Linked DNA regions of Homo sapiens: region 2 is linked to region 1. Evidence: read pairs that join two places in POLR2A ChIA-PET (ENCODE). Cell type or tissue: CD4-positive, alpha-beta T cell. All regions are shown on one strand. Each heading gives the region's core, and the rest is flanking DNA. Links, peaks and the distances in the headings are about the cores only.

Region 1 (15,629 bases), core at 4,201-9,200:
TCGTAGGGAAGGTCGATCTATGCTTTTAGCTCAGCAGGCTCTCGGTAAGTGGAACAGAAACAACCCTTCAGATATTGCCTGTCCATGTAGGTGTAGATAGCTATTGTCTTCCTATAAAGGTACATGACAGCTGAATGTTTGTCTATTGAATCCTGCTTTCAATGCAGTAGAAGAGCCGGCTACTTAATGGAATCCTGCTGTGAATCCTTTTATAGAATGAAAAGCCACTCTGGAATTTATCTTGTGTATTAAAATCAGTTTCATCTATTGGATTTGCCAAAAATGGGCCTCCTCCTCTGTCTGGTAAGGATAGTCTGTCTTGTGCTTCTTCAGCACAACTGCTCCCCAACTGAAGGGCATTTCTGAGGCCCCTTGGGGGTGCTGCCAGCTTTTGCAGGCCTTATTTCTCCTTAGAACAGCCCCCACATTTCTCTTTCCCAGGATAGGGCATTGCTACTACTCAGTTTCCTCTTAGCCTGGCTTAATTAGCATGAGGGACATTCTGATATTTGATGTGTTGGATGCATTTGAGAATTGTTTTTAAAACCTGTGGGAACTTGGCTGTGTGCGGGGGCTCACACCTGTAATCCCAGCACTTTAGGAGACTGAGGCGGGCGGATCACCTGAGGTTAGGAGTTCGAGACCAGCCTGGCCAATATGGCAAAACCCCGTCTCTTCTAAAAATACAAACATTAGCTGGATGTGGTGGTGGGCGCCTGTAATCCCAGCTACTCGGGAGGCTGAGGTAGGAGAATCACTTGAACCCTGGAGACGGAGGTTGCAATGAGCTGAGATCGTGCCACCGCACTCCAGCCTGAGAGAGACAGAGTGAGACTCCATCTCAGAAAAAAAAAAAAAAAAAAAAAACCTCTGGGAACTTATCAGTGCTTTTGTGGTTCTTATGACATAATACAGCGGCATCCTTGGCAGCATTGGAGGCAGCAGAGGAAGCTATCAGCTACCTGATTGTTTCATCAAGACTTTTTGCTACATGTTTCAGGATATATGATTTGACTTCTGGTTCACATGAATCATTATAATAAGAAATTATACTGTATGACAATAAGTTATATATATAATATGTAATAATAAGTTATAATAAGGGGGCTGGGCACAGTGGCTCACGCCTATATTCCCAGAACTTTGGGAGGCCGAGGCGAGTGGATCACCTGAAGTCAGGAGTTCTAGACCAGCCTGGCCAACATGGTGAAACCCCATCTCTACTAAACTAAAAATACAAAAATTAGCTGGGTGTGGTGGTACACACCTGTAATCCCAGCTACTCAGGAAGCTGAGGCAGGAGAATCGCTTGAAACCAGGAGGGAGAGGTTGCAGTGAGCTGAGATCGCGCCACTGCACTCCAGCCTGGTTGACAGAGTGAGACACTGTCTCAAAAAAAAAAAAAAAAAGAAGTTATAATAAGGAGACTAATAGGGTTTTATTGTATTTCTGGTAAAATAAATGTTTTATATACAATAAAACTGCCTGAAAGCTAAATGCTCTGATGACCCAAATTGTCAGGCACCTTTTTGGTTGTAGTTCAATATTTTTCTAAAATACCTGAGGCCACTTTCCTACCCAGGAAAGTATCATCATAGAATCTTTTTTAAAAAAGTAACATTTTCCCTGTTTATAAAAGTAAAATATGCCTATTGTAGAACATTTGGAAAACCCAGAAAAGCAACATCACCTACAACCTCTCTACCCAAAAGAAATCACTGACATTATTTTGGCATGTGTTCTTCTAATCTTTTAAAAAATGTGTATTTTCCCCCATCATTGGGATGACCCTGTGTATACAGGTTGGTTTTCCTGTTGTTGTTTGCCTTTGGTGAGCATTTCCTTTTGTCATTAAATATTCTTAGAAAACATTTTTCTCAGCTGCTTAATATTCCATCATGTATCACTGAACCGATGATTCATAGTCTTGGAGATTTGCACGGTCTTTCAGACATCAGTGTTCAGGGCTGAGAGTGGAAATGGAGAAAAGGGAGGTGTGAGAGCTTGGGCCCACCAGTAGGTGACTGAAGAGAGTCCGGTTTCAGTGTTTCTTTTCTTTCCTAGCATTTTTGTTGTTGTTGTTTGTTTGTTTGTTTTGAGACAGAGTCTCCCTCTGTTGCCCAGACTGGAGTGCAGTTGTGCGATCTCAGCTCATTGCAACCTCCGCCTCCTGCGTTCAAGCGATTCTCCTGCCTCAGCCTCCCAACTGGCTGGGACTACAGGCATGAGCCACCAAGCCTGGCTAATTTTTGTATTTTCAGTAGAGACGGGTTTTCCCAGTGTTGGCCAGGCTGGTTTCGAATTCCTGGCCCCAAGTAATCTGCCCGCCTTGGCCTCCCAAAGTGCTGGGATTACAGGCATGAGCCACCGTACCTGGCCGCTTTCCTAGTATTTGGATGGGAATGGCCAGAGGAGAAAGTTTAGGGACAGCCTAGTCATCAGCAATGAGTTTCAAACTTTTTGCTTTTATTCTTTAGAATGACAGCTACTAATTTAGCCACCCTGGTTTGAAACAGAGGCGGGAAATTCTCCATTGACACAGATGCACCCTCAGTTCCCAGAGGCCTCAAATACGGCTTGCTTACTATCACAGAGGTTGGAAGAGGGGCCAAGGGGAGTGGGGGACAGAGGTGGCCTACTCGGGTGCTTAAGGGACTCTTTATTTTCAGTAACAGCAATGAGAGAAAGATGCGCAGCTGGAACCACCATAACTTGTTCTTGATAATATGAACCTTACGAATATTCAATTAAAAAACGAAATTGGTGTGTCCTCAGGAGAGGAGGCAGAAGAGAAAGAGAGCAGTGTTTCTGCCTGTGATATGAAATGTGGTATAACGTATTTAAAAACCACAGGTGACTGCAGATGAGGAGAAAACAGGAAATGTAATTGGGGAGGGGAGTGGGGCGCTCTCCCAGTTCTCAGGAGCACTCTTTCATTTTGCCTTCCTTTTAGCTCCTCTCAGACTCTCTGCATCCTAATTACCCCTGCTGCAAAGCTGAGTGAGAACTCTTCTTTCTTATATTAAAAATGTTTTAAAATTACATGGGTAACATGCGAATACATTCGTGCTATAAAAGAGTCAAACAATAGGGAAGCATACCGACTACTCCCTTGACTGAGCCCCTATTTCCATCCCCCTCCCCTGAGGTAGCTACGATTGTGGGTTTGGTGGCTGTATTTTCAGTCTTCTTTCTATGCATCCACATACATTTACGTGCAAATACACATCTACAGGGCTTCTGGGGCATATATGGGCTCATATTGTGCTTATAGTTTACAACTTCTATTTTCTTTTTTTTTTCTTTCTTTTTTTTGAGACAGGGTCTCACTGTTGCCCAGGCTGGAGTGCAGTGGCACAATCTTGGCCCACTACATCCTCGACCTACCGGGCTCAAGCAATCCTCCCACATCAGCCTCCTGGGTAGCTGGGACTACAGGTGTGTGCTAACACACTTGGCTAATTTTTGTATTTTTTGTAGAGACGGGATTCTGCTGTGTTGCCCAGGTTGGTCTCAAACTCCTGGGCTCAAGCGAGCCACCTGCCTCGACCTCCCAAAATGCTGGGATTACAGTCATGTAATAACTTCCATTTTCTTCTATTTTATTACAGTCGCCCTATAACTTCTGTTTTCTGTTTTATAATATGTCTTGGAGATACTCACATCAGTACATACAGAACTACCCACATGCTTCTTAATGGATGTAGAATATTCCAGAATATGCGTGTACCATAATTTGGTTAAATATTTTCCTATTGTTGGACATTTAGGTTGGGTTTTTTTTTTCAGCATTATAAACTGTGCTGTAATAAATTTCCTTGTAATAGATCTTTGTACAGATTCTGAGAGGAGGTTGCAGGGTTATGAGAGAAGTGCAATTTAAAATGGTGACTTTGGCCATTCCAGCATCTCAGTTCAGGCCTTCAGTATGGTAATATGGCACCACCTGCTACTAAAGATGAAAACTTGAGATTTACTGTCAGACATGCTGGGCCAAGTTGCCGGTTCCATCTCCTCTCGTGCACATTGTAGTCAAGGAACATTCAATTAACTGCAATCAAAGTAATCAGGCCCTCAATTAATCAGGCCACCTTAAGGAGAAAGAGGAAAGAGATAAGATATCAGAGATTTAGTGAGAGAGGAGGGGAGAAACTTCCAGGGGCTGTGCTGGGGTCAGTGTACATTCAGTTCAATGTTGTGTCCTTCTGTCCTTCCTACCTTTGCGTATTTAACTCTGAACAATGCGGACTGATACTCATAATGATGACCTTGACATCTTATAAGATTCATCAAAGCAAGGGTGCATAGTGTTTGCCAGACAGGATTTCCTAAAGTAGGAACTATACAAATACATTTTTTTTTTTTTTTTGAGACAGAGTCTTACTCTGTCGCCCAGCCTGGAGTGCAGTGGCGTGATCTCGGCTCAATGCAACCTCTGCCTCCCGGGTTCAGGTGATTCTCCTAACTCAGCCTCCCGAGTGGCTGGGACTACAGGCATCTGCCACCGCGCCCAGCCAATTTTTGTATTTTTAGTAGAGACGGGGTTTCACCATGTTGGCAAGGCTGGTCTTAAACTCCTGACCTCATGATCCACCCGCCTCGGCCTCCCAAAGTGCTGGGATTACAGGCGTGAGCCATCGTGCCTGGCCACAAATACATTTTTGAAGCTTTCTTAGCTACAGGGATTGAGACAAAAAGTTTGCTGCTTAAATCCCAGTTAGCAAGAAAAACACATTGACCAGGTTCTATGTCCCTTCTTTCCCAAACTCCTCAGTTAATTTAGGTGTATTGGACACTGGGTAACAGATACAAAAGAAATAAGGATTCTAAAAGTCACCAGTGGCTGGGCATGGTGGCTCACTCCTGTAATCCCAGCACTTTGGGAGGCCGAGGTGGCCGGATCATTTGAGGTCAGGAGTTCAAGACCAGCCTGGCCAACAAGGTGAAACCCCGTCTCTACTAAAAATACAAAAATTACCTGGGCGTGGTGGTGCACACCTGTAGTCCCAGCTACTCCGGAGGCTGAGGCAGGAGAATCGCTTGAACCCATGGGCCGAGATTGTGCCACTGCACTCCAGCCTGGACAACAAGAGAGAAACTCCATCTCTAATAAATAAATAAATAAATAAATAAATAAATAAATAAATAAATAAAATTAAGAGTGTTTATCTCTGGAGAGTGATATTATGGTTGATTTTGATTTTCTTCTTTATTATTATCTGTATGTTCTAAAATTTCTACAGTGAACATTGATTACTTCCACAAAATAAAAAATCTGATAAATGTAATTTTTTTAGTAACAGCTAATTTAAAATCAGTCTCCTCATCGTCCCCATTAAACAGGCATCTTTTCCTGGCTTTCCTATGTGTCTCCATGGTGCTGTCAATCCAAGCTCCCGGGCTTAGACCCTTGCGATTGTTCTCTCTGCCCAATCACTCCTTGAGGCTCATCCCTTCTTTTTTAATTAATTAATGTATTTATTTTTGAGACGGAGTCTCTCTCTGTCCCCCAGGCTGGCTGGAGTGCAGTGGCGCAATCTCGGCTCACTGCAAACTCCGCCTCCTGGGTTCAAGTGATTCTCCTGCCTCTCAGCCTCCTGAGTGGCTGGGATTACAGGCTCCCGCCACCACGCCCGGCTAATTTTTGTATTTTTAGTAGAGATGGGGTTTCACCATGTTGGCCAGGCTGGTTTTGAACTCCTGACCTCGTGATCCGCCTGCCTCAGCCTCCCAAAGTGCTGGGATTACAGGCGTGAGCCACTGCTCCCGGCAGAGGCTCATCCCTTCTTAAGACATCTCTCAAATTTGTTCCTTCTCTTTGAGTCCCAAGTCAGGTCAGTTCACACCAACCAGCATTTATTGTCACAGTGCCTGGATGTCACTCTGCTGGCTCAACATTATTGGAGTCATCTCCTCCTATGTCTTCCTGCTCCTAGTCTCTCTGTCCATCCAATCAAGCAAACACCCTGCAGCTGGAGTGATCTTTTAAAAACACTCCCTGTATCATGGCCCTCCCTGCTCAAATCACTCAAAATCCCCCAAATCCCATTGCTTAGGAAATGAAGTCCATACTTCTGCTTCTTAGGGCTTAAAAAATTATTTCTTTTGGGCCAGGCATGGTGGCTCATGCCTGTAATCCCAGCACTTTGGGAGGCCAAGGTGGGTGGATCACCTGAGGTCAGTAGTTCAAGACCAGCCTGGCCAACATGGCAAAACCCCATCTCTACTAAAATATACAAAAAATTAGCCGGGTGCGGTGGTGGGCACCCAGCTACTCGGGAGGCTGAGGCAGGAGAATCGCTTGAACCTGGGAGGCGGAAGTTGCAGTGAGCTGAGATCGCGCCACTGCACTCTAGCCTGGGAGACAGGGAGAGACTCCTTATCAAAAAAAAAGGAAAGAAAAGAAAATTTTTTCTTCTGCCGTTTAGGGCTCTTTACAGCACTGTCTTCAGTTTGAAAATTCATTTCCTCTCCTTTTGACTTTGGAGCACTTGAAGCTTCATGGTGCTGAATTTGTTGGAGGCCGGAAGAGGCAGCCAGGGGTGATAACAAATGGCTCAGGAAACCTCAACTCTGAGTCCACCTCAATTTCCGATGCCTGCTACATCGGAGGCTCCGTAAAGAAAGCATATCAGTTCTCATGTCCCTGACTCCCCTGCAGCGTTGCGGACCAAGAACTAGCAGTGGGAATCTTGCATCTTACTTTGTTTGCTTTAATAAAGAGAAGGGGAAATGAGAAGGAGAAGCAGAAAGGGGTGAACGTAGAACAAAGCCTTGAGTGATGTGAACCACTCATGAGGCTCAGCTGTCTTTATTTATTTTTTTTTTTTTGAGACGGAGTCTCGCTCTGTCGCCCAGGCTGGGTGCAGTGGCGCGATCTCGGCTCACTGCAAGCTCAGCCTCCCAGGTTCACGCCATTCTCCTGCCTCAGCCTCCTGAGTAGCTGGGACTACAGGCGCCCGCCACCACGCCCGGCTAATTTTTTGTATTTTTAGTAGAGACGGGGTTTCACCGTGTTAGCCAGGATGGTCTCCATCTCCTGACCTCGTGATCCGCCCACCTCGGCCTCCCAAAGTGCTGAGATTACAGGCATGAGCCACCGCGCCCGGCCGAGACAGTGTCTTGCTCTGTTACCCAGGCTGGAGTGCAATGGCGAGATCATGGCTCACTGCAGCCTCGACCTCCTGGGCTCAGGTGATCCTCCCACCTCAGCCTGCTGAGTAGCTGAGACCACAGGCTCACGACACCATGCCCGGCTCATTTTTGTATTTTTCTTGTTGTTGAGATGGGGTTTTGCCATTGTTGCTCAGTCTGGTCTCAAACTCCTGGGCTCAAGAGATCCGCCCACTTCGGCCTCCCCAAGTGCTGCGATTGCAGGTGCGAGCCACTGCACCCAGCCTCAGGTGTCTTCAGGGGACCCCCTGGGGCAGAGAATACACCAACTCTCACTGAATGATGGCATATGGTTGTCTGTTAAGAGTTCTCCACTGGGAGGGTGTGGGGTGAGATGTGTGAGGGTAATGAACTTGCCACATGGCATTCACCGGCACTAGCCCTGTCGCTTGCCCTCACAGGATCTAGTGACACCGATGGGAGTGAGATCTAAAGCTGTGTGAAGGGGCTATCTGGGAGCCGGTTCTGACAAAGTTGGCTGCTGAGAGGCTCCACCACCCTCACACCCCACCCCTTTCAGTGTGAAAATGTGCCCTTATTATGGACCTAGTCTAAAAGGTGGTCCAGCCCAACAGAAGAGCTGCCTGCTTAGTGCAGCCTGTGATGCTGGGCTGGGCCTCCTGGCACTAACCGTGCCCTTCTTGGACTGCTCTTGGCATCTTTCTAGTTATGGAAAGCTTGGTGCAGCCCCACCCAACAGAAACTGACTCCTTACATAGTACTCCCTTCTTGTCTAGCTCAGCTGTCTCAAGCTCCCTTCTCCCCTGTCCCCTCCCCTCCCCTGTGGCCGTTGGTTGGTATTTGGCACATTTCTTGAGTCCACGCTCCACGCAGGCCCCTTTTATGCTTCCCCCTGGCTCCTTGGAATCCTGTTCCAGTTTGAGTCTCCTCCTGTTTTGTAAAATCATTAACTATAAGCAGCTTTGGGCCTTGCAGGCGAAGCAAAGGCCCTCTGCTTTCCAGGGCTGGGAGTGGCTTGGCTGACCCTTAGGGAGTCAAGGGACCCAGAGGAAGCACGGAGGCAGCTTCTTGTAGCCATAGGGAGCCACAGTGTTCCATGCAGTACCCTTCAGGCTGGGGGTGTAAGGATAACCCCACAGTGAATAACAACAGCAGCTACTGCTGATTGAATGCTCACCACATGCTAGGCACTACGCTAAGGGCTTGAGGAGCATGATCCTGTATAATCCTCACACTCCTACTCAATAGTTTCCGATTTTATGGATGGGGAAAACTTAAGAAGTTTATGTAACTTGTCTGAGGGTGACACAGCCAGGAGATGGTGGAGATGGGGCTGTAACTAACACCTGCCAGATTTCAAAGCCTCTACTCTTAACCTCTACACTACACTGCCTTTGTAGGTCCTCAAAATGCTCTAGAGAGAGAGGAACAATTGCTTTTTTTTTAAGACAGGATCTTGCTCTCTCACCTGGGCGGGAGTGCAGTGGTGCCATCATAGCGCACTGCAGCCTCTACCTCCTGGACACAAGCAATCCTCCCGCCTCAGCCTCCCAAGTAGCTGGGACTACACAGGCACATGCCACCATGCCCAGCTAATTTTTGATTTTTTGTAGAGATGTTGTCTCACTGTGTTGCCCAGGCTGGTCTCAAACTCTTGGCCTCAAGTGATCCACCCACCTTGGCCTCCCAAAGTGTTGGGATTACAGGTGTGAGACATTTCGCCAGCCAATAATTGATTTTTTTTTTTTTTTGAGACAGAGTTTCGCTCTTATTGCCCAGGCTGTAGTGCAGTGGCGTGATCTCGGCTCACTGCAGCCTACACCTCCCGGGTTCAAGCAATTCTCCTGCCTCAGTCTCCCAAGTAGCTGGGATTATAGGCACCCACCACCATGCCTGGCTAATTTTTGTTTTTTTTGGTAGAGACAGGGTTTCGCCACGTTGGCCAGGCTGGTGTTGAACTCCTGACCTCAAGTGATCCCCCCCGCCTTGGCCTCCCAAAGTGCTGGGATTACAGGTGTGAGCCACTGAACCCGGCCCAATAATTGCTTTTTAAACCCTTTTCGTAATACTTACTGAATACTTCTGCATATACTAAGCTCGTTACATGTATTAGCGTTTCTGAGGCTCCCAGTCACCTCTAAGATATGCCATATTATCTCAGATGGCAGATGTGGAAGGAAACAGTCTCAGCAAGTTACTCAGCTTGTAAATGACTGAGTGGAGATTTAACCTGAGTCTGTGAATCTCGGTGCCAGCATTCTCCTCCCCTGACTCCACTCTCCTGCCCCTAATAAGCTCCTCTGTAATTTTCTCTGGAGCTGTGGCGACATTCACTATTGAGCCTAGAGGATGCCTGTCCCCAAGAATCTGTGATTTCCAAGCTGACGGGCCATTTTGCTTTGGAGCAGGGAGTAGCTGAGGGAAGAGATGACACACTGGGCCTGGGCGGGTGTGACTTCCTTGCACAGCGAACATTTGGATGGAGAAGCGAGACCCAGACTGCTTTTAAGCACATTTTCATTTTCTCCCTCACTCCTTCCAAATTAGGGTGAAGGTTGCCGAACTGTCCCCCTGGCTGGACATGTGGGGTTTGACAGCTTGCCTGACCAGCTGGTGAATAAGTCCGTCAGCCAGGGCTTCTGCTTCAACATCCTGTGCGTGGGTGAGTATTTCCATAGCAGGAAATTCTATTACAGAATATGGATCCTTAATGGCTGGATACGGCTTTGCAGGTAATTAGGTTAAATAGTGTGTCATTCTGATTTAGTTGCGAGAGTGTCTCTCCCCTCTTCTTTTATCTCTCTGCCTGTTTTTTGTAAACAGCTGGCTGTAATTACTTTTTTCCCCTGGCCAGATCAGAGTATAGGGCCATATCTTGGGGGGAAACTGAGCTATGTGAGACCCAGTGGAAATTCTGTAAGGGAGCTGGCTGGCTCAGTATGGCTGTAGAGTTCATTTTGACTACAGAAGACAGGATCCAGGGCAGAATTGGGAGGGAGGGGATAGCTGACAAAAAACGCCTGCCCACCAGCTGTGGGCAGTGGGTTGGGTCTGTTTCCTCTGTAGTTTTGCTGTGCTTGGTTTAGTTTGAGCTCGGGTGCAGGCACCACACAGCTGTATGCAACATTCTTTTATTCCCTTTACCTATCTCTCTGCCTAGACTTTTTTTTTTTTGAGATGGGGGTCTCACTATGTTGCCCAGGCTGGTCTTGAACTCCTGAGCTCAAGCAATCCACCCATCTTGGCCTCCCAAAGTGCTAGGATTACAGGTGTGAGCCACTGTGCCCGGCCTCTACCTAGACATTTAATCTCAACAGTGGGAGCTGCATCTTAGCCCCCTCTATTTGCTAATCACAGCACAAGTAGAGTGCGGTAATATCTGTGAAATGAATGAATGGGTGAATGCCACAGGAACCATTCATTATACTTTTCACTTTCTCACATTAGCTCTTTTGGACATTACCAGGACTCTGCGAAGTGAGCAGAGCAAGTAGCATTTGTATCCTCATGAAACAGGTGGAGACACAGAGTCTTGGGGAGGATAAGGGACTTACCTGAGGCAACACAGAAGAAGTGGCACCATAATGAGGACTCAGGCCTGGTTGACCCCTTGTTCCTCCCCCTGCTTCTCTAACTGCTGCCAGCAATATCTCTTGAGCACATGAAAGCACTTTGGAAACCACTGAGCACCAATCAAACAAATATGAGGGATAACGGTTCCTTCTTCAAGAATATCTTCGGCCGGGCACGGTGGCTCACGCCTGTAATCCCAGCACTTTGGGAGGCCGAGGCCGGTGGATCACGAGGTCAGAAGATCGAGACCATCCTGGCTAACACGGTGAAACCCCGTCTCTACTAAAAATACAAAAACAAAATTAGCCGGGCACGGTGGCGGGCGCCTGTAGTCCCAGCTACTTGGGAGGCTGAGGCAGGAGAATGGCGTGAACCTGGGAGGCAGAGCTTCCAGTGAGCTCAGATCGCGCCACTGCACTCCAGCCTGGACGACAGAGTAAGACTCTGTCTCAAAAAAAAAAAAAGAATCTTCTTAGATCTTAAATATCTCAAATTTGCAAACATGATCATAGCATATAATTTTCACCCTGTAACACGGGAAAGCATACCTGCATATTTCCAGTGACCTTCTGAACCTTAATGATTATATAAATACCAGAATAAAGTCTGTTTTTGTACTGGCTGAAACACTCAAACACTTTTGCTAATTGCCTTTTATTTTTGTATAGAGCGTATGGGGAACTTGTTCATGTAGTAGATCTGAACTACTACTAAATTGGATATTTTACACTTTAATGTATTCAGAAATTCTGTTTTTTCTTTCTTTTCTTTTCTTTCTTTCTTTTTTTTTTTTTTTTTTTTGAGACAGAGTCTTGTGCTGTCACCCAGACTGGAGTGCAGTGGCGTGATATCAGCTCACTGCAACCTCCACCTTCCGGGTTCAAGCGATTCTCCTGCCTCAGCCTCCTGAGTACCTGGGACTATAGGTGCACGCCACACACCCAGCTAATTTCTGTATTTTTAGTAGAGACGGAGTTTCAATTCCTGACCTCAAGTGATCCGCCCACCTCGGCCTCCCAAACTTCTGGGATTACAGGCATGAGCCACCGCGCCCAGCCTAGAAATTCTGTTTTCTCACTAAGGTCATTCATTTTCTTGGGCTCTTTATCATTTTTTTTCCTCTATCCCCAGCATTCTTTTCCAGGTCACTTTTTGTAAGAGAATTGCTACACATTCAAGGACAAGTAGAGAACAACAGATGACGGGCAGTTGTTCCCACAAGCTAGGCTCACTCCCTAGCTAAATGGCTCACTCCCACACACCAACTTTGGTTTTGTTGTCGTTGTTGTTTGAGACAAAGTGTCCCTGTGTCACCCAGGCTGGAGTGCAGAGGCTCACTGCAGCCTCAACCTCCCAGGCTCAAGCATTCCTCCCACCTCAGCCTCCAAAGTAGCTGGGATTACAGGCATGCGACCGGGCTCATTTTTTTCGTAGAGATGAGGTGAGGTCTCACTGTGTTGCCCAGGCTGTTCTTGAACTCCTAAGCTCAAGCGATCCACTTGCCTCAGCCTACCAAAGTGCTGAGATTACAGGCATTAGCCACTATGCCTGGCCCACATCAACTTTGGAACCTATCAGATGAAAATATGTGCTTCAGTTTCAATCCACAGATTTATACTCAAACTTATTTTTAAGATGTGACTTCTACTATGCATGTCCTTGTTCATAGGGAGAGAAATATACCTGGAGGCATTAGTGAATAAAACAGTACATTAAAAAAAAGAAAATATGTGCTTCACAGAATTACACATCGAGGGCCTTAGAGTCCAGATCTAGGCTGTTAATTCTTCAAATGCTGAAAGTCTAACTGATGGTTATGATTAGGTGCTATTTGGAGAAAAATGTAAAATAACTAGAAGTCACAGTAATCGACATCAAGTGCAAAGACTATCACATCCAATGTTAGCACTGCCAAATCTCTGTTTAACTAACAAGAGCTCCAATCTTTGGCTGATGGCCAACTTATTTCACATAATATTTGATTACCACAATATTTAAGCACAAACATATCAGAGTCCCTTGGCATTCTTCCCAGAACTCCATATGACCTGTACTGAAGTTGAGATGAGAAGAGAAATGACAGATCCACCTTAAGCAACCTTTCAACCAGTGCGATTGGGTGGGCTAGTAAAGCTTTAGGAGGGAGGCCATGTGAATTGAAATGGATCTCTGAGGGTGGAAGTGTAGGGTAATTTGATATGTGGAGCACAGGCTCCCCTAGGGCCCAGAGGCAGCCAAGCTCAAGGCAAAGTGGATGGGAGAAATAGTAATCCCCCATCCTCTAGTTTCCACCTAGACATTGTACAGCTATAAATGCTTCCACTTGCACCTGCTGGGATGGAATTGCTCAAGTACCCAGCACAGACCCTCCAAGAGGGGAGGAGTAGGAAGGAGATGCTCTCATCCTCAAGAGTCACAGACTCTCTTTTGCTCCCCACTTGTCAAGTTTCAGGAAATGGCTGCCTCTGTAGCTCCTGTCTTAGACTCACAGGTGCAACCATTGGATAGGCCAGCCCCGACTGGGTTAATTTCACCCCTGTTCCAAAAAACCCTGCAATGCACGCATCCTGCCCTCTTGCTGTGCTCACCACCCTGTCCTTGCTCAGAGAACCCACAATTTGGGCCAAGGTCATAAGTAGCTTAGAGTAGCTCTGAAGCTGCAATGTCAGCCCAGCCATGAGGCTGGATCCAGTCACTGACTTCGCAAAGGGTCCATAGCTTAGCTGCTGAAGGTGATCTTTTATCTTGCAGAGCTTTTTGTGATGATAGTTCATGCCTACTGCCTGTGTACATTTACTCCCTTAATGACTGTTATAACAAGATGCTGTTTGGGCATAGAATATATTTCCCCAAAGTATTTTCTTTTCTTTTCTTTTGAGACACAGTCTTGTTCTATTGCCCAGGCTGGAGTGCTGTGGCGTGATCACAGCTTACTGCAGCCTCAACCTCCCAGGCTCAAGCAATCCTCCCACCTCAGCCTCCTGAGTAGCTGGGACTACAGGCACATGCCACCATGCCTGGCTAATTTTTTTTTAATTAAAATTATTGTGTAGAGGGCCAGGCGCGGTGGCTCACGCCTGTAATCCCAGCACTTTGGGAGGCCGAGGTGGGCGGATCATGAGGTCAGGAGATCGAGACCATCCTGGCTAACACGGTGAAACCCCGTCTCTACTAAAAATACAAAAAAGTTAGCCAGGCGTGGTGGCGGGCGCCTGTAGTCCCAGCTACTCAGGAGGCTGAGGCAGGAGAATGGCGTGAACCCGGGAGGCGGAGCTTACAGTGAGCGGAGGTCACGCCACTGCACTCCAGCCTGGGTGACAGAGTGAGATTCCGTCTCAAAAAAAAAAAAAAACTTATTGTGTAGAGATGAGGTCTCACTATGTTGCCCAGGCTGGTCCCTAACTCCTGGGCTCAAGCAGTCCTCCCTACTTGGCCTCCCAAAGTCCTGGAATTATGGGCATGAGCCACCATACCCAAACGTTTCTTTTTCTTGATAGGGCATTTTTGGTGTAAAATTATGGTAGCACTAGCTTCAATTATTAACAAAGACCTAGGATATTTTTTCACACTATTGTTTATCTTGGTGCTGGGCTGCCGATCATAGGCCTACATCCAGCAAGGTATCCTACATGCATGTGTGCATGTGTGTACATCTGTGCACATATGTGTGTTGCAACTAAGAGAGAGCATTTTTTTTTTTTTTTGAGATGGAGTTTCGCTCTTGTCACCCAGGCTGGAGTGCGATGGCACGATCTTGGCGCACCAAAACCTCCACCTCCCGGGTTCAAGCAATTCTCCTGCCTCAGCCTCCTGAGTAGCTGAGATTATGGGCGTGCACCACCACACCCAGCTAATTTTGTATTTTTAGTAGAGACGGGGTTTCTCCATGTTGGTCAGGCTGGTCTCAAACTCCCAACCTCAGGTGATCTGCCTGCCTCGGCCTCCCAAAATGCTGGGATTGTAGGTGTGAGCCACTGCGTCCGGCCGAGAATTTTTGATAATCCAGAACCTAATTTATAGTAAGGATACCAATAAACGGCACCTGCAATTCTTCTTCTTCTTCTTTTTTTTTTTTTTTTTTTGAGACAGAGTCTCACTCTGTCACCCAGGCTGCAGTGGAGTGGCACTATCTCTGCTAACTGCAACCTCCATCTCCCAGGTTCAAGTGATTCTCATGCTTCAGCCTCCCTAGTACTTGGGATCACAGGTGCGCACCACCATGCCCAGCTGATTTATTTTGTATTTTTAGTAGAGACAGGGTCTCACCATGTTGGCCAGGCTGGTCTCGAACTCTTGACCTCAAGTGATCCGCCCACCTGGACCTCCCAAAATGCTGGGATTATAGGCATGAGCCACCACACCTGGCCTATTATTCTTTTTAGAGGACTAGGCACATGAGTGTGAACATATTATGACTCCTCTCCAATATATTCTCTAGGGTTGACCATAATTACCGAAGAGGTGAGGTTCCTCTTTCTCCCCATAAAAACACATATACTAGTCCCTTAGCTTTGGAAATTTCAAGGATCCCCTGATCCTAGATGCAGTACAGAATGCCTCAGAGGAACCACCAGAGCCAACAGTACAAATATTCTGGGGCCCGTTGCTTTGCACTCCTGGGAACAAGCCCCAAAGAGACTCATCCATCTAAATGCTACAGTAGCAGTCATGGCTGTGAAGAGCACAAAGGGTCATAATGATAATATTTACTTTGAAGCTGCTCAGGATTCCAGGCTCAATTGGGCTCTGTTGAACATGGAAAAAAACAGTCACACAAGAGAAGCAGGATTGAGGCTTGCTGCAGGAGGAGGGAAAGGGCAGCTAGCATTCTATCAAGGCCAAGGATCAATTGTTTCATCCCTTCATATCTGGGAAAGGCAGCTGCTTATTTGTCTAAAACAGGCTGCCAGCAGTGGTGTGCT
Region 2 (15,629 bases), core at 7,146-12,145, 130 kb before region 1:
AAAAAGCTGGTGTTACTATTCTTCGGCCCTCCAGAAAGTCAATAAGGAGAGTTGCTCAAGCAGCTCAAAAAACTATTGCCATGACCTTTGCTCTTGGCCAGTCCAGTTTTGCTTTGACTGGATCTCTTCCACCTCTTCAGAGTCATTGCTTTGATATTGCTTTGTCTTCAGAGTCATACTGGGAAAGCCACGTATCACCTCCCGTTACACTTTCCCAATAGATGCTTCATGATCTATTGGTTGGTGCCAACGTAATTGCGGCTTTTGACATTCCATGGCATAAACCACAATTAATATGCAGCAACGTAATAGATCTCACTTGTTTAAAATTTCCGTTGAAATCTCTGTTCTTGTCTGCAGCTGATCTGGTTTTGGCACCCATCAAGTGGAAAGTTTGCTCAACTTTTAATTTTTCAGTCAGAATTGTGTAAGCTGAACCAATTGTGATGTCTATGGTGATGGCTGTTGTTTCTGCCATTAATAGTTGGTCTTAGTCTCTCACGAAGGCTGGAGGCCAGTGGCACAATCTTGGCTCACTGCAACCTCTGCCTCCCGGGTTCAATGATTCTCCTGCCTCAGCCTCCCAAGTAGTTGGAATTACAGACACCTGCCACCGCACCCAGTTAATTTTTGTATTTTTATTAGAGACAGGGTTTCACCACGTGGGCCAGGTTGGTCAGATGACCCGCCCGCCTTGGCCTCCCAGAGTGCTGGAATTACAGGGGTGAGCCACCACACCCAGCCGATGCTTTTCAGTTAAAGCACGAAGAGGATTTTTGTTGTTGTTGTTTTTTAAGACGGAGTCTCATTCTGTTGCCCAGGTTGGAGTGCAGTGGCATGATCTCAGCTCACCACAACCTCCGCCTCCTGGGTTCAAGCGATTCTCCTGCCTCGGCCTCCTGAGTAGCTGGGACCACAGGCTCATGCCACCATACCCAACTAATTTTTGTATTTTTAGTAGAGACGGGGTTTCACTATGTTGGCCAGGCTGGTCTTGAACCCCTGACCTTGTGATCCACCCGCCTCGGCCTCCCAAAGTGCTGGGATTACAGGTGTGAGCCACTGCGCCTGGCCTAATTTTTTCCCTTGCATATTGATGTGGATGACCTGCTGCTGCAGGCTTCATCTTCAACATCATTTTGTCCTTTCTTACAAGTTATCCATTTGTAAACTGCTGATCTCTTTAGGGGCATTGTCCCCATAAACTTTTGGTAAAGCATCAGTGATTTTACCGTTCTTCCACCCAAGCTTCATCTTAAATTTTATGTTTGTTCTTCCTTCAATTTTAGCAGAATCCATTTTTCGCTGATAGGAGCTCTTTTCACACTGATGCTTTCTCCTTTTTAATGCCTCAAACTAGATCCTGTCGAGATATTTTTTAACGAGTTAGTACCAGTTTATTTTGATGCCAAAAGATTTTGCAATCCATGCATAGTTTCTTGATAATACACATTTTCCATGGACTTTTTGAAGACTTCTCATATGACTGTTGATATGATTGAGCTCTGTTCCCGCACCCAAATCTCATCTTAAACTGTAATCCTCATGTGTCAAGGGAGGAGCTTGGTAGGAGGTGATTGGATTATTGGGGCAGTCTCACACATGCTGATCTTGTGATAGTGAGTAAGCCTCACAAGATCTGATGGTTTTAAACAAGGCAGTTTTTCCTATGCTCGCACTTCACCTCTAGTCTGCTGCCATGTAGCATGTGTCCACTTCCCCTTCTGCCATGATTGTAAGTTTCCTGAGGCTCCCCCAGCCATGTGGAACTGTGAGTCAATTAAACCTCTTCGGCTGGGCTTGGTGGCTCACCCCTGTAATCCCAGCTTTGGGATACCAAGGCCGGTGGATCACCTGAGGTCAGGAGTTCCAGACCAGCCAGGCAAACATGGCGAAACCCATCTCTACTAAAAATACAAAAATTAGCTGGGTGTGCTTATGCCCGCCTGTAATTCTAGCTACTCAGGAGGCTGAGGCAGGAGAAGCGCCTAAACCTGAAGGGCAGAAGTGTGGTCAGCCGAGATCGCACCATTGCACTCCAGCCTGGGCGACAAGAGCGAGACTACGTCACATATTTTATTTATTTTATAAATAAATAAAAATAAAATAAAATAATTAAACCTCTTCTCTTTATATATTACCCAGCCTTGGGTATTTTTTCTACTAGTGTGAAAACCAATTAATATAGCTGTGAAAGAAATGGAGATACATAGGTTAATGGTGTTAATGAAGCTTTATTTTAAATATGAGAAAGTAAGTAAGTTTAGAAGCCAAAAGGTAAGCTCTACAAGGATGAATACTCAAGAGAAAGAGACAACGAATACTGTAGGCTTCCTGCAAAGGCAGGTGAAAATGGAAGCCAAGGTAGAGGTTAGAGGAGTTGGCCTTAGGAGAAGCAACACTCCTGAACCCCCAGGCATGAGTTGACATCCTTGCCTCTTTGTCTAGCCTGTTTTCATGTCAGCACCTCCCTCTTCTGTTCTACTTGCCTGGCCTGTCCAGCTCTGGATAAATCACCCATCCCCACCCCACCCTCTTCAATTTCTTCCATTTGCTCATTCATTTAGCAAACATGTACCAATCACTGACTGTGTGCCAGGCCCTGGGGTCAGGGATTCAAATAAGTCCTTGTGCACGTGGAACTCATGTTTCAGTGTTGGCAAGAGGCAAATAGCAATAATCAGATCATGATGCACAATGTCAGAAGGGTCGCGGTAGCACAGGGTGTTGTGGGAGCCTCTTGCCCCTAAGCTGCAAGTGTCGCTGGAGAAAATCCCTCAAGCAGATCAATTGGTGAAACCACAGGAGAGCCTTCACTCCTGCTAAGCAATTTTTACCATCAGTCTTGAATTGATATCCTTTCCCCAGTGCCACCTTTCTTCTACTTTGCTCCCTTGCTCTCCTTTCTTGTGTTGCAGGCAAGGGGGGTGAGGACCACTTCCTCATAAAGCATAATTTCATGTCCTTAATAACTATAGGCCAGGCATGGTGGCTCATGCCTGTAATCCCAGCACTTTGGGAGGCCGAGGCAGGTGGATCACTTGAGGTCAGCAGTTGGAGATGAACCTGGCCTACGTGGTGAAACCCCGTCTCTACTAAAAATACAAAAATTAGCCGGGCTTGGTGGTGTGCACCTGTAGTCCCAGCTACTCAGCAGACTAAGGCAGGAGAATCGCTTGAACCCGGGAGGCAGAGGTTACAGTGAGCCGAGATTGCACTACTGCACTCCAACCTGGACAACCAGAGCGAAACTTCGTCTATGCAGGCAATCCTAGCATTTGGGAGGCCAAGGTGGCAGAATCATTTAACTTCAGGAGTTCAAAGCCAGCCCGGATAACATAGGGAGACCCCATCTCTATTAAAAATTTTAAAACTTAGCCCAGTGTGGTAGAGCGTGCCTGCAATTCCAGCTACTAGGAAGCTGAGGTGGGAGGATGGCTGGAGTCTGGAATGTCAAGGCTGTTGTGAGCTGCAATCTTGCCATTTGCACTTCAGCCTGAGTGACAAAATGAGACCATGTCTCTAAGAAAAATAAGTTGTACCAGGCTTATAAAATAATAATTAGGAAATGGTTGCTTTTCTTTGGAAATGGAGAGAGGAAGTGGGCAAGTTGTCATTTACCATGCCTTCACATTTTTGGTCTTAAATGACTGGACTTTAGTATATATTAATATATAAGTTATGACTTGAAAATCCCACGTAAAAGCTTAGCAGCATTGTTGTAACAGTAACATATTTCATTGTACTTCAGAATCATCCAGGGATGCAGCGTTACCATCCAGGAGCTCGAAGCCAAGGTCGACTCTCGCACCCTGATGACATAACCAAGTCTGGAGATTCAGCAGTAGAAAGAAAGCAGGAAAGTTGTATTAGCCATACAAAAGAAGAGGAGAGGCTGGGTGTGATGGTTCACGCCTGTAATCCCAGCACCTTGGGAGGCCGAGGCGGGTGGATTACCTGAGGTCAGGAGTTTGAGACCAGCCTGGTCAACATGGTGAAACCCCATCTCTACTGAAAATACAAGAACTAGCCAGGCGTGGTGCCAGGTGCCTGTAGTCCCAGGTACTCGGGAGGCTGAGGCAGGAGAATCGCTTGAACTCAGGAGGCGGAGGTTGCAGTAAGCCGTGATCTTGCCACTGCACTCCAGCCTGGGCAACAGAGTAAGACTCCATCTCAAAAAAAAAAAAAAAAAAAAAAAAGAAAGAAAGAAAAGAGTAGAGGAGTGTGCAGCAGAGGAGTAAGTTTTGCCTCAAAGCAGGAATCTGATCAGAGGTTCAGAATTGGAAGTACAATTTCATTGCTTTTGCAATTTCTATAAATTAAAGTGTCAGAAAAAGATGATGGCAAGGACATGCATTGCAATTTGCAGGGGGAAATGTCAAGTGAGGACTTCATCACATATGACATGAGAGAAAAGTAAGAGCTGGTTCTAAAATCAAAAGCTTTTGTTCATCCCAAATTGAGTTTCTAAATTTTGGTGGAGCAGAGTCGCTTTGAAGTCTTGTTCTGATCTATTTCTACTGAATTGTTGATGATAACTGTTGACTTTGGGTAGTATAGAAGCAACAAGCATGTCCTTGTAGTACAAGTACAGGGAAGAATAGAACAAACTTTCATTGATGCAAACATTTAAATAGTCATGTTACTTCCGTATCCAATATCCTCAAGTTTTAGGATTAGTTTTAGTTTTTTATTTGCTTATCTAAGCTTGGCATGAAGAATATTTTTAAACATCTTGTTTTGTCTCCAGCATTTTTTTTATTAAGAGGTAAAATGTAGTCCTTGTTGGATTCTTGACAATCTAGTTTGTTTGATCTTAGGTCTCATGATCTGAGTGCCTACCCTCTCCAGGAAGGAAACTGCACCGATGTCTATTCCTGTTAAATAGCAACTTTTAGTCTCAGCTTGTTTTGTTTTGATGTCAATAAATAGTAACAGCATTCAAGTATGAAGTTAAGTGTAGTGAGTAACTTTAGCAAACAGCTGTGAATTTTGAGAAATTAATTTTTTGATACTGAATTAACCTCTTTGGAGTTTGGAAAGCAGATGAATGATATTAGTTTCTGCCTTCGCTAGCATGCCTTTGTTTTGTCCACCAGAGAACGATCAGTTCATGGTTCACTCCTGTATTAGACCATTCTTGCACTGCTAAAAAGAAACACCTGAGACTGGGTAATTGATAAGAAAAGAAGTTTGGCCAGGCACGGTGGCTCATGCCTGTAATCCCAGCACTTTGTGAGGCTGAGGTGGGATGACCACTTGATGTCAGGAGTTTGAGACCAGCCTGGCCAACATGGTGAAACCCTGTCTCTACTAAAAATACAAAAAAATTAACCGGGCATGGTGGCACGCTCCTGTAATCCAAGCTACTCGGGAGGCCGAGGCAGGAGAATCGCTTGAACCCAGGAGGCAGAAGTTGCAGTGAGCCAAGATAGCACCACTGCACTCCAGCCTGGGTGACAGAGCGAGACTCCATCTCAAAAAAAAAAAAAAAGAAAAGAAAAAAATAAAAGAGGTTTAATTGGCTTATAGTTCTGCAGGCTGTACAAGTCGGGAATCTCACATTGCTCAGCTTCTGGGAGGCCTCAGGGAGCTTTTACTCATAGCGGAAGGTAAAGCAGGAGCAGCCATCTCACATCACAGAGTGAGCAAGAGAGTGAGTGCGGGGAGGAGGTGCCACACTTTACAACAACCAGCTCTGTAAGAACTCACTATGGAGAGGACAGCACCAAGCCATGAGGGATCCGCCCCATAACCCCAACACCCCACCAGGACCCACCTACAACACTGGGGATTATATTTCCATGAGATTTGGGTGGGGACAAATATCCAAACTACATCCACTATTCTTGTCCCATAAGAACAAAATGTTAGACAACATCCTTGAGCTTTTGCCTGATTTTCATTCATTCTGCCAGCCCTTCCTGACGTGGCATCAGTTCGCCTTTACTTTCTTAATCACCACTTTATGTTTTCCCAGCTTTTAGAAACAAATAGCCAAAGAGGCAGGTACAAGAGCCACCAATAATGACTGAAAGTAAATGATTGTCAACTGGGCAAGAGTACTAAAGGAAGGGAAAATTTCTAGAAGGAGATTGGCTGACAATGTCCCGTGCCACAGAGAGGCTAAGGAAGACAAGAAATGGAAGTGTTCACTGGATTTGGCAGTCGTGATTTCATTAGTGAACTAATGAAACTGATGACCTAAAAGAGACAGAAACCATGTTACAGTGAGGGGTGAATGGCAGGTGGGAAATGGATGTATGTTTGGAATTCATCTCTTTTTAGGTGGTCATTGAAGTCATGGCCATTGATTCTGTTACTTAAGAGGGAGAGTGAAGTAAGAACAGAAGCAGACCTAGGGCCCAACCTCGAAAAACTAACATTACATAGAGGTAAAGAAATGTATCTACAAAAACAGAGAAGGACTAGCCAGAGAGTAGGAGAAAAACCAGAAGACTCTGGGTTACTTAATCTAAGAGAAAAGTGTTTCAAGGAAGAGGAGTGGCCAGCAGGGTTGGATGCCGCTGAATGGTCAATTATGATGCCTGACAAAAGCCATGGCATTCAGTGACTTGCAAATCACTGATGCCCTAGAATTATGGGGCAGGGAAGCCAGATTGGGTTGAGAATGGAAAAGATATATACAACTTTTTAGGGAAGTACGAGGGATCTTCAAAAGTTTCTGGACCCTTAGTTCTACTCTGAGGCCTCCTTCACATTCTCCTGAACATATAAATATGTAATTATCAGAAAGAATCATGGCTTGCAATTAGTTCCTAGGTGGATTTTTTTCTTTTTTTTTTAAGACAGAGTCTTGCTCTGTCACCCAGGCTGTAGTGCAGTGGTGCCATCTTGGCTCACTGCAACCTCCACCTCCTGAGTTGAAGAAATTCTCCTTCCTCTGCCTCCCAAGTAGCTGGATTGCAGATGCCTGGCACCACACATGGCTAATTTTTGTATTTTTTGTAGAGACAGGGTTTCACCATGTTGGCCAGGCTGGTCTCCAATTCCTCACCTCAAGTGATGTGCACACCTAAACCTCCCAATGGGCTGAGATTACAGGCATGAGCCACTGGGCCCAGCCTGGATTTTTTTTTTTCTTTTGAGGTAAGGTTTCTGTCTGTCACCACCACTGGAGTGCCATGGCACAATCACGGCTCACTGCAGCCTTGACCTTCTGGGTTCAGTTGATCCTCCCACATCAGCCTCCTGAGTAGCTGGGAATATAGGCATAGGCCACCATGCCCAGCTAACTTTTGTATTTTTTGTCAAGACAGGGTTTTCCCATGTTGCCCAGGCTGATCTCAAACTCTTGGGCTCAAGCAATCCGCCCACCTTAGCCTCGCAAAGTGCTGGGATTACAGGTATGAGCCACCGTGTCCAGCCTGAGGGATTTTTTTTTTTTTTTTTTGAGACTGAGTCTCACTCTGTCACCAGACTGGAGTGCAGCAGCACGATCTTTGCCCACTGCAACCTCTGCCTCCGGGGTTCAAGTGATTCTCCTGCCTCAGCCTCCCGAGTAGCTGGAACTTCAAGCACGTGACACCAAGCCCAGCTAATTTTTGTATTTTTAGTAGAGACGGGGTTTCACCATGTTGGCGAGGATGGTCTATGATCTCTTGACCTTGTGATTCATCCACCTCGGCCTCCCAAAGTGCTGGGATTACAGGTGTGAGCCACCGCACCCGGCCATGGATTTTTAAAAGAACAGATGATGGGTGCAGTAACTCACTCCTGTAATCCCAGCATTTTGGGAGGCCGAAGCAGGTGGACCACCTGAGGTCAGGAGTTCAAGACCAGCCTGGCCAACACGGCAAAACCCCACCTCTACTAAAAAAATAGAAAAAAAAATTGCTGTGTGTTGTGTCGCGTACCTGTAGTACAAACTACTCAGGAGGCTCAGGCAGGAGAATCGCTTGAACCCGGGAGGCGGAGGTTGCAGTGAGCGGAGATCACGTCACTGCACTCCAGCCTGGGTGACAGAGCCAGACTCTGTCTCAAAAAAAAAAAAAAGTTTGTGGAAAATAGACGTAAAAGATAAAAAATATAAACTTATAAGATCCACCAAGGTCAAGAAACTTTGACACTTTTGTAGGCAATGATATTAGCCATTTATTTATTTATTTTTGTCTCTTGCTCACAGCACTTAGATACTAGCCATTTTATCCATCCCCAAAGAATTGGAGTTCCTGGGAATTTACATCAATGCAATCTTTTTTACATTATTAACTGGAAAAAAAATGGTACCCTTTACAGATTTTTTATCATTAGGAAACCAAAAGAAGTTGGAAGGAGCTAAATACCAACTGTAGGGTGAATGCCTACTGGTTTCCCATTGAAACTCTCTCAAAATTTCCCGTTTGATGAGAGGCGTGAGCAGAACCTTTGCTGTGATAGAAAAGGACTCTCTGGTGAAGTTTTCCTGGGCATTTTTCTGCTAAAGCTTTGGCTTTCTCAAAACACTCTCATAATAAGCAGATGTTATTTTTCTTTGGCCCTCCAGAAAGTCAACAAGCAAAATTTCTCAAGCAGCTCAAAAAACTATTTCCATGACCTTTGCTCTTGACCAGACCACTTTTGCTTTGACTGGACCACTTCCACATCTTCGGAGCCATTACTTCGATTGTACTTTGTCTCCATAGTTGGAAAGCCACATTTCACCTCCTGTTACACTTTCCCAATAGATGCTTCATGATCTATTGGTTGGGGCAAAAGTAATTGCGGTTTTTGACATGTCTTTCAATGGCAAAAACTGCAATTAATTTTGTAGCAACCAATAGAGCCTACTTGTTTAAAATTTCCATTGAAAGCTCTGTTCTTTGCAGCTGATCTGGTTTTGGCACCCATCAAGTGGAAAGTTTGCTCAACTTTTGATTTTTCAGTCAGAATTCTGTAAGCTGAACCAATTGTGATGTCTATGGTGTTGACTGTTGTTTCTGCTGTTAATCGTTGGTCCTTCCAAATTAGGGCACAAAGAAGATAAATTTTTTTTCTCACAAATTGATGTGGATGACCTGCTGCTGCAGGCTTCATCTTCAGCATCGTCTTGTCCTTTCTTACAAATTAACTATTTTTATAAACTGCTGATTTATTTAGGTGCATTGTCCCCATAAACTTTTGGTAAAGCATCAGTGATTTTACCATTCTTCCACCCTAACCTCACCCTAAATTTGACGTTTGTTGTTCCTTCAATTTTAGCAGAATTCATTTTGCTCTGATTGTAGCTCTTTTCAAACTGATGACTTCTCCTTTTTAATGACTCAAACTAGATCCTGTTGAGACATTTTATAATGCGTTAGTACCAGTTTGTTTTGGTGCAAAAAGATTTTGTTTTTGAGATGGAGTCTCACTCTGTCGCCCAGGCTGCAGTGCTGTGGCGCGATCTCAGCTCATTGCAACCTCACCTCCCCAGTTCAAGCTATTCTCCTCCCTCAGCCTCCTGAGTAGCTGAGAATACAAGTGTGAACCACCACACCTGGCTAATTTTTCTGTTTTTTAGTAGAGACGAGGTTTCACCATGTTGGCCAGGCTGGTATCAAACTCCTGACCTCAAGTGATCCACCAGTCTCAGCTTCCCAAAGTGCTGGGATTACAGGGGTGAGTCACCATGCCCAGCCCTCAAAAAGATTTTGCAATCCATGCACAGTTTCTTGATAATACACATTTTCCATGGACTTTTTGAAGACTTCTCATATGGCTGTTGATATGGTTGGGCTCTGTGTCCCCACCCAAATCTTATCTTGAATTGTAATCCTTATGTGTCAAGGGAGGAAGTTGGTGGGAGGTGATTGGATTAGGAGGCTGGTTTCCCTCATGCTGTTCTCCTGATAATGAGTGAGTCACACCAGATCTGATGGTCTTAAAAGTGGCAGTTTTTCCTATACTCGCAATTCACCTCTCGCCTGCTGTCATGTAAGGCATGCCTGCTTCACCTTCTGCCATAATTTTAAATTTCCTGAGGCCTCCCGAGCCATTCGAAACTGTGAGTCAATTAAATCTCTTCTCTTTATATACTACCCAGTCTCGGGTATTTCTTTCTACCACTGTGAAAACAGACTAACACAGCTGTGAAAGAAATTGAGATACATAGGTTAATGGTGTTAATGAAGCATTATTTTAAATATGAGAAAGTAAGTTTAGAAGCCAAAAGGAAAGCTCTAAAAGAATGAATACCCAAGAGAAAGAGACTACTAATACTGTAGGCTTCCTGCAAAGGCAGGTGAAAATGGAAGCCAAGATAGAGGTTAGAGGAGTTGGCCTTAAGAGAAGCCATTCTCCTGAACCACCAGGCATGAGCTGACATCCCTTGCCTCTTTGTCTAGCCTGTTGCCAGCCATCTCAAGGCCGTTTTCACGTCAGCACCTCCCTCTTCTGTTCTACTTGCCTTGCCTGTCCAGCTCTGGATAAACCACACGTCCCCACCCCACCCTCTTCAATTTCTTCCATTTGCTCATTCATTTAGCAAACATGTACCAATCACTGACTGTGTGCCCGGCCCTGGGGTCAAGGATTAAAATAAGTCCTTGTCTGTGTTGAACTCATGGTTCAATATTGGCAAGAGGCAAATAGCAATAATCAGATCATGATGCACAATGTCAGAAGGGTCGAGGTAGCACAGGGTGTTGTGGGAGCCTCTTGCCCCTAAGCTGCAAGTGTCGCTGGAGAAAATCCCTCAGCCAGATCAACCAGTGAAACCACAGGAGGGCCCTCCCTCCTGCGAAGCAATTTTTAAAATCCATCTTTAATTGATATCCTTTCCCCCAATACCACCTTTCTTCTTCTAGTTTGCTCCCTTCCTCTCCTTTCTTGTGTTGTAGGCAGTGGGGGTGAGGACCACTTCCTCATAAAGCATAATTTCATGTCCTTAATAACTATAGGCCAGGCACGGTGGCTCATCCCTATAAGCCCAGCACTTTGGGAGGCTGAGGCAGGCAGATAACTTGAGGTCAGCAGTTGGAGACGAGCTGGGCCTACATGGCGAAACCCCGTCTCCTAGCATTTCGGAGGCCAAGGCGGGAGGATCACTTAACTTCAGGAGTTCAAGACCCGCCTGGATAACATAGGGAGACCCCCTCTCTACTAAAAATTTAAAAACTTAGCCCAGTGTGGTTGCACCTGCCTGCAATCCCAGCTACTAGGGAGCTGAGGTGGGAGGATCGCTTGAGTCTGGAATGTCGAGGCTGCAGTGAGCTGCAATTGTGCCACTTGCACTTCAGCCTGGGTGACACAGTGAGATGATATCTCTGAAAAAAAAGAAACTGAACCAGGCTTATAAAATAATAATTATAAAATGGTTGCTTTTCTTTGGAGATGGAGAGAGGAAATGGGCAAGTTGTCATTTACCATGCCCTCACATTTTTGGTCTTAAATTACTGAGCTTTAGTATATATTAATATATATAAGATATGACCTGATAATCCCATTTAAAGCATATTAGCATTGTTCTAACAGTAACATATTTCATTATACTTCAGGATCATCCAGGGATGAAGCTTTACCATCCAGGAGCTCGAAGCCCAGGTCGATTCTGGTGGCAAGATGGCAGCACCAATCTGGAGATTCAGCAGTAGAAAGAAAGCAGGAAAGTGATATTAACCATAGAAAAGAAGGAGGAAGGGAGTGTTAAGTCCAGATGGCCTTAGGTGTACTGACTGTCTAGGCAGCCAAAGAGCACACGTTAAGCAATCCAGAAGTGCCTTCAGGGCAAAGAATAGAGAGAAAGGGGGTGGTTGTGCTGGTGGGGTACACTGCAGAGGAGTAAGTCTTGTGTCAAAGCAGGAATCTGATCAGAGGTTCAGAATTGGAAGTACAATTTCATTGCTTTTGCAATTTATACAAATTAATTTTAGTGTCAGAAAAAGCTGATGGTGAGGACATGCATTGCAATTTGCAGGGAAATGTCAAGTGAGGACTTCATTACGTATGACACGAGAGAAAAGTAAGAGCTGGTTCTAAAATCAAAAGCTGTTGTTCATCCCGAGTTGAATTTTCTTTTTTTTTTTTCTTTTTTTTTTTTTTTTTTTTTTTTAGACAGGGTCTCACCCTGTTGCCCAGCCTGGAGTACAGTGGCTCAATGTCGGTTCACTGCAACCTCCACCTCCTGGGTTCAACTGATTCTCCTGCCTCAGCCTCCCGAGTAGCTGGGATTACAGGTGCCCGCCACCTTGCCTGGCTAATTTTTGTATTTTTAGTAGACATGGGGTTTCACCACGTTGGCCACGCTGGTCTTGAACTCCTGACCTCAGGTGATTCCCCCCGCTTCGGCCTTCCAAAGTGCTGGGATTACAGGTATGAGCCACCGTGCCCGTCCATTCCAATCTAGTTTTATTGCATTGTTGATGATAACTGTTGACTTTGGGAAGTGTAGAAGCAACAAGCATGTCCTTGTAGTATAAGTACAGTGAAGGATAGAACAAACTTTTGTTGGTGCCAAAATTTAAATAGTCATGTTACTTCTGCATCTAATGTCCTAAAGTTTAAGGATTACTTTTAGTTTTTTGTTTGCTTACATGAGCTTAGCATGAAGAATATTTTCAAACATCTGCTTTTATCTTCAGCTTTTTTTATTTTTTATTATACTTTAAGTTTTAGGGTACATGTGCACATTGTGCAGGTTAGTTACATATGTATACATGTGCCATGCTGGTGTGCTGCACCCACTAACTCGTCATCTAGCATTAGGTATATCTCCCAATGCTATCCCTCCCCCCTCCCCCAACCCCACCACAGTCCCCAGAGTGTGATATTCCCCTTCCTGTGTCCATGTGATCTCATTGTTCAATTCCCACCTATGAGTGAGAATATGCGGTGTTTGGTTTTTTGTTCTTGCAATAGTTTACTGAGAATGATGATTTCCAGTTTCATCCATGTCCCTACAAAGGACATGAACTCATCATTTTTTATGGCTGCATAGTATTCCATGGTGTATATGTGCCACATTTTCTTAATCCAGTCTATCATTGTTGGACATTTGGGTTGGTTCCAAGTCTTTGCTATTGTGAATAATGCCGCAGTAAACATACGTGTGCATGTGTCTTTATAGCAGCATGATTTATAGTCCTTTGGGTATATACCCAGTAATGGGATGGCTGGGTCAAATGGTATTTCTAGTTCTAGATCCCTGAGGAATCGCCACACTGACTTCCACAATGGTTGAACTAGTTTACAGTCCCACCAACAGTGTAAAAGTGTTCCTATTTCTCCACATCCTCTCCAGCACCTGTTGTTTCCTGACTTTTTAATGATTGCCATTCTAACTGGTGTGAGATGGTATCTCATTGTGGTTTTGATTTGCATTTCTCTGATGGCCAGGGATGATGAGCATTTTTTCATGTGTTTTTTGGCTGCATAAATGTCTTCTTTTGAGAAGTGTCTGTTCATGTCCTTAGCCCACTTTTTGATGGGGTTGTTTTTTCTTGTAAATTTATTTGAGGTCATTGTAGATTCTGGATATTAGCCCTTCGTCAGATGAGTAGGTTGCGAAAATTTTCTCCCATTTTGTAGGTTGCCTGTTCACCCTGATGGTAGTTTCTTTTGCTGTGCAGAAGCTCTTTAGTTTAATTAGATCCCATTGGTAGTCCTTGTTTGATTCTTGACAATCCAGTGTGTGTTTTATCTTAGGTCTCATGATCTGAGTGTGTACCCTCTCCAGGAAGGAAACTGCATCAATGTCTGTTCCTGTTAAATAGCAACTTTTAGTCTCAGCTTGTTTTGTTTTGATGTCAATAAATAGTAACAACATTCAAGTATGAAGCTAAGTGTGTTTATTAACTTCACTAAATAGCTGTTATATTTGAGAAATTAAATTTTTGATACTGAATTAACCTCTGGAGAATTTCAAAAGTGCATGAATGATATTAGTTTCTGCTTTCACTGGCATGCCTTTGTTTTGTCTACCAGGGAAAAATCAGTTCATGGTTCACTCCTATATTAGGCCTGATGTTTTTTGGCTGTGCCCCCACCCACATCTCATCTTGAATTCCTACATGTTGTGTGAGGGACCCAGTGAGAGGTAATTGAATAATGGGGCAGGTCTTTCCTGTGCTGTTCCCATGATAGTGAAGAAGTCTCACAAGATCTGATGGTTTCATAAAGAGGAGTTCCCCGGCACAAGCTCTTTTTGTCCTGCTGCCATCCATGTAAGACATGACTTGCTCCTCCTTGCCTTCTGCCATAATTGTGGGGCCTCCCTACCCATGTGGAACTGTGAGTCCATTAAAGCCTCTTTTCCATCCCAGTTTCGGGTATGTCTTTTTTTTTTTTTTTTTTTTTTTTTGAGACAAGGTCTTACTCTGTCACCCAGGCTGGAGTGCAGTGGCGTGATCTCAACTCACTGAAACCTCCACCTCCCAGATTCAAGCAATTCTCCTGCCTCAGCCTCCCTAGTAGCTGAGATTACAGCCATCCGCCACCGTGCCTGGCTAAATTTCGTATTTTTAGTAGAGATGGGAATTCACCATGTTGGCCAGGCTGGTCTTGAACTCCCGACCTCAGGTGATCCACTGCCTCGGCCTCCCAAAGTGCTGGGATTACAGGCATGAGCCACCACTCCTGGCCTCGGGTATGTCTTTATCAGCAGTGTGAAAACGAACTAATACAGGCTGTTCTTACATTATTATAAAGAAATACCTGGCCGGGGCTGGGGGCAGTGGCATATGCCTGTAATCCCAGCATTTTGGGAGGCTGAGGTGGGTGGATCACGAGGTTAGGAGTTTGAGACCAGCCTGGCCAACATGGTGAAACCACATCTCTACTAAAAATACAAAAAATTAGCTGGGCGTGGTGGCACACGCCTGTAGTCCCCAGCTACTCAGAAGGCGGAGGCAGAAGAATCACTTGAACCAGGGAGGTGGAGGTTGCAGTGAGCCGAGATTGTGCCACTGTACTCCAGTCTGGGTGACAGAGTGAGACTCCATCTCAAAAAAAGAAAAAAAAAAAATACCTGGCCAGGTGCAGTGGCTCCCGCCTGTAATCCCAACACTTTGGAAGGCTGAGATGGGCGGATCACTTGAGGTCAGGAGTTTGAGACCAGCCTGGCCAAAATGATGAAACCCCATCTCTACTAAAAATACAAAAATTAGCCAGGCATGGTGGCAGGTGCCTGTAATCCCAGCTGCTCAGGAGGCTGAGGCAGGAGAATCACTTGAACCCAGGAAGGTGGAGGCTGCAATGAGCCGAGATCACACCACTGCACTCCAGCCTGGGCAACAGAATGAGACTCTGCCTCAGAAAAATAAATAAATAAATAAATAAATAAATACCTGAGACTGGATAATTTATAAGAAAAGAGATTTAATTGGCTCCCAGTTCTGCAGGCTGTACAGGAAGTGTGGCACTGGTATCTGCTCGAGTTTTGGGAAAGCCTCAGGGAGCTTTTACTCATGGTGGAAAGTGAAGCAGAAGACATCCCACATCACAGAGTGAGCAAGAGAGTGAGTGCGGGGAGGAGGTGCCACACTTTACAACAACCAGCTCTGTAAAACTCACTATGGAGAGGACAGCACCAAGCCATGAGGGATCTGCCCCATAACCCCAACACCCCACCAGGCCCCACCTACAACACTGGGGATTATATTTCCATGAGATTTGGGTGGGGACAAATATCCAAACCACATCAACTATTCTGG

The links. ChIA-PET counts read pairs that join two places held together with the same protein. Peaks named below come from ENCODE experiments on the same cell type or tissue, not always from the same donor. Only the 100,000 strongest peaks of a DNase experiment are listed, where the experiment ranks them.
Region 2: POLR2A ChIA-PET joins it to region 1 with 6 read pairs; 12 of 35 experiments call an interaction of 5 or more read pairs at or near these places.

Annotation. Positions count from the first base shown.
Region 1 is chrX:119,669,721-119,685,349 of GRCh38, reverse strand. SEPTIN6 (septin 6) reads left to right here. Exons shown (of 11, transcript NM_145799.4): 2 at 9,682-9,796. Among named protein-coding and RNA genes, the nearest start is that of SEPTIN6, 16 kb to the left of the region's middle. RefSeq lists a silencer at 7,129-7,248 and an enhancer at 7,187-7,687. In CD4-positive, alpha-beta T cell, for the core only: no CTCF peak of the experiment used is centred there; a DNase peak (open chromatin) is centred at 6,559; H3K4me3 peaks cover 3,100 bases; H3K27ac peaks cover 4,425 bases.
Region 2 is chrX:119,803,430-119,819,058 of GRCh38, reverse strand. LOC107985694 (a long non-coding RNA gene) reads right to left here. Exons shown (of 3, transcript XR_001755949.2): 3 at 8,091-13,680. It also overlaps a transcript of UPF3B not described here. Among named protein-coding and RNA genes, the nearest start is that of RPL39, 20 kb to the right of the region's middle. RefSeq lists an enhancer at 9,679-9,973 and a silencer at 9,679-9,973. In CD4-positive, alpha-beta T cell, for the core only: no CTCF peak of the experiment used is centred there; no DNase peak of the experiment used is centred there.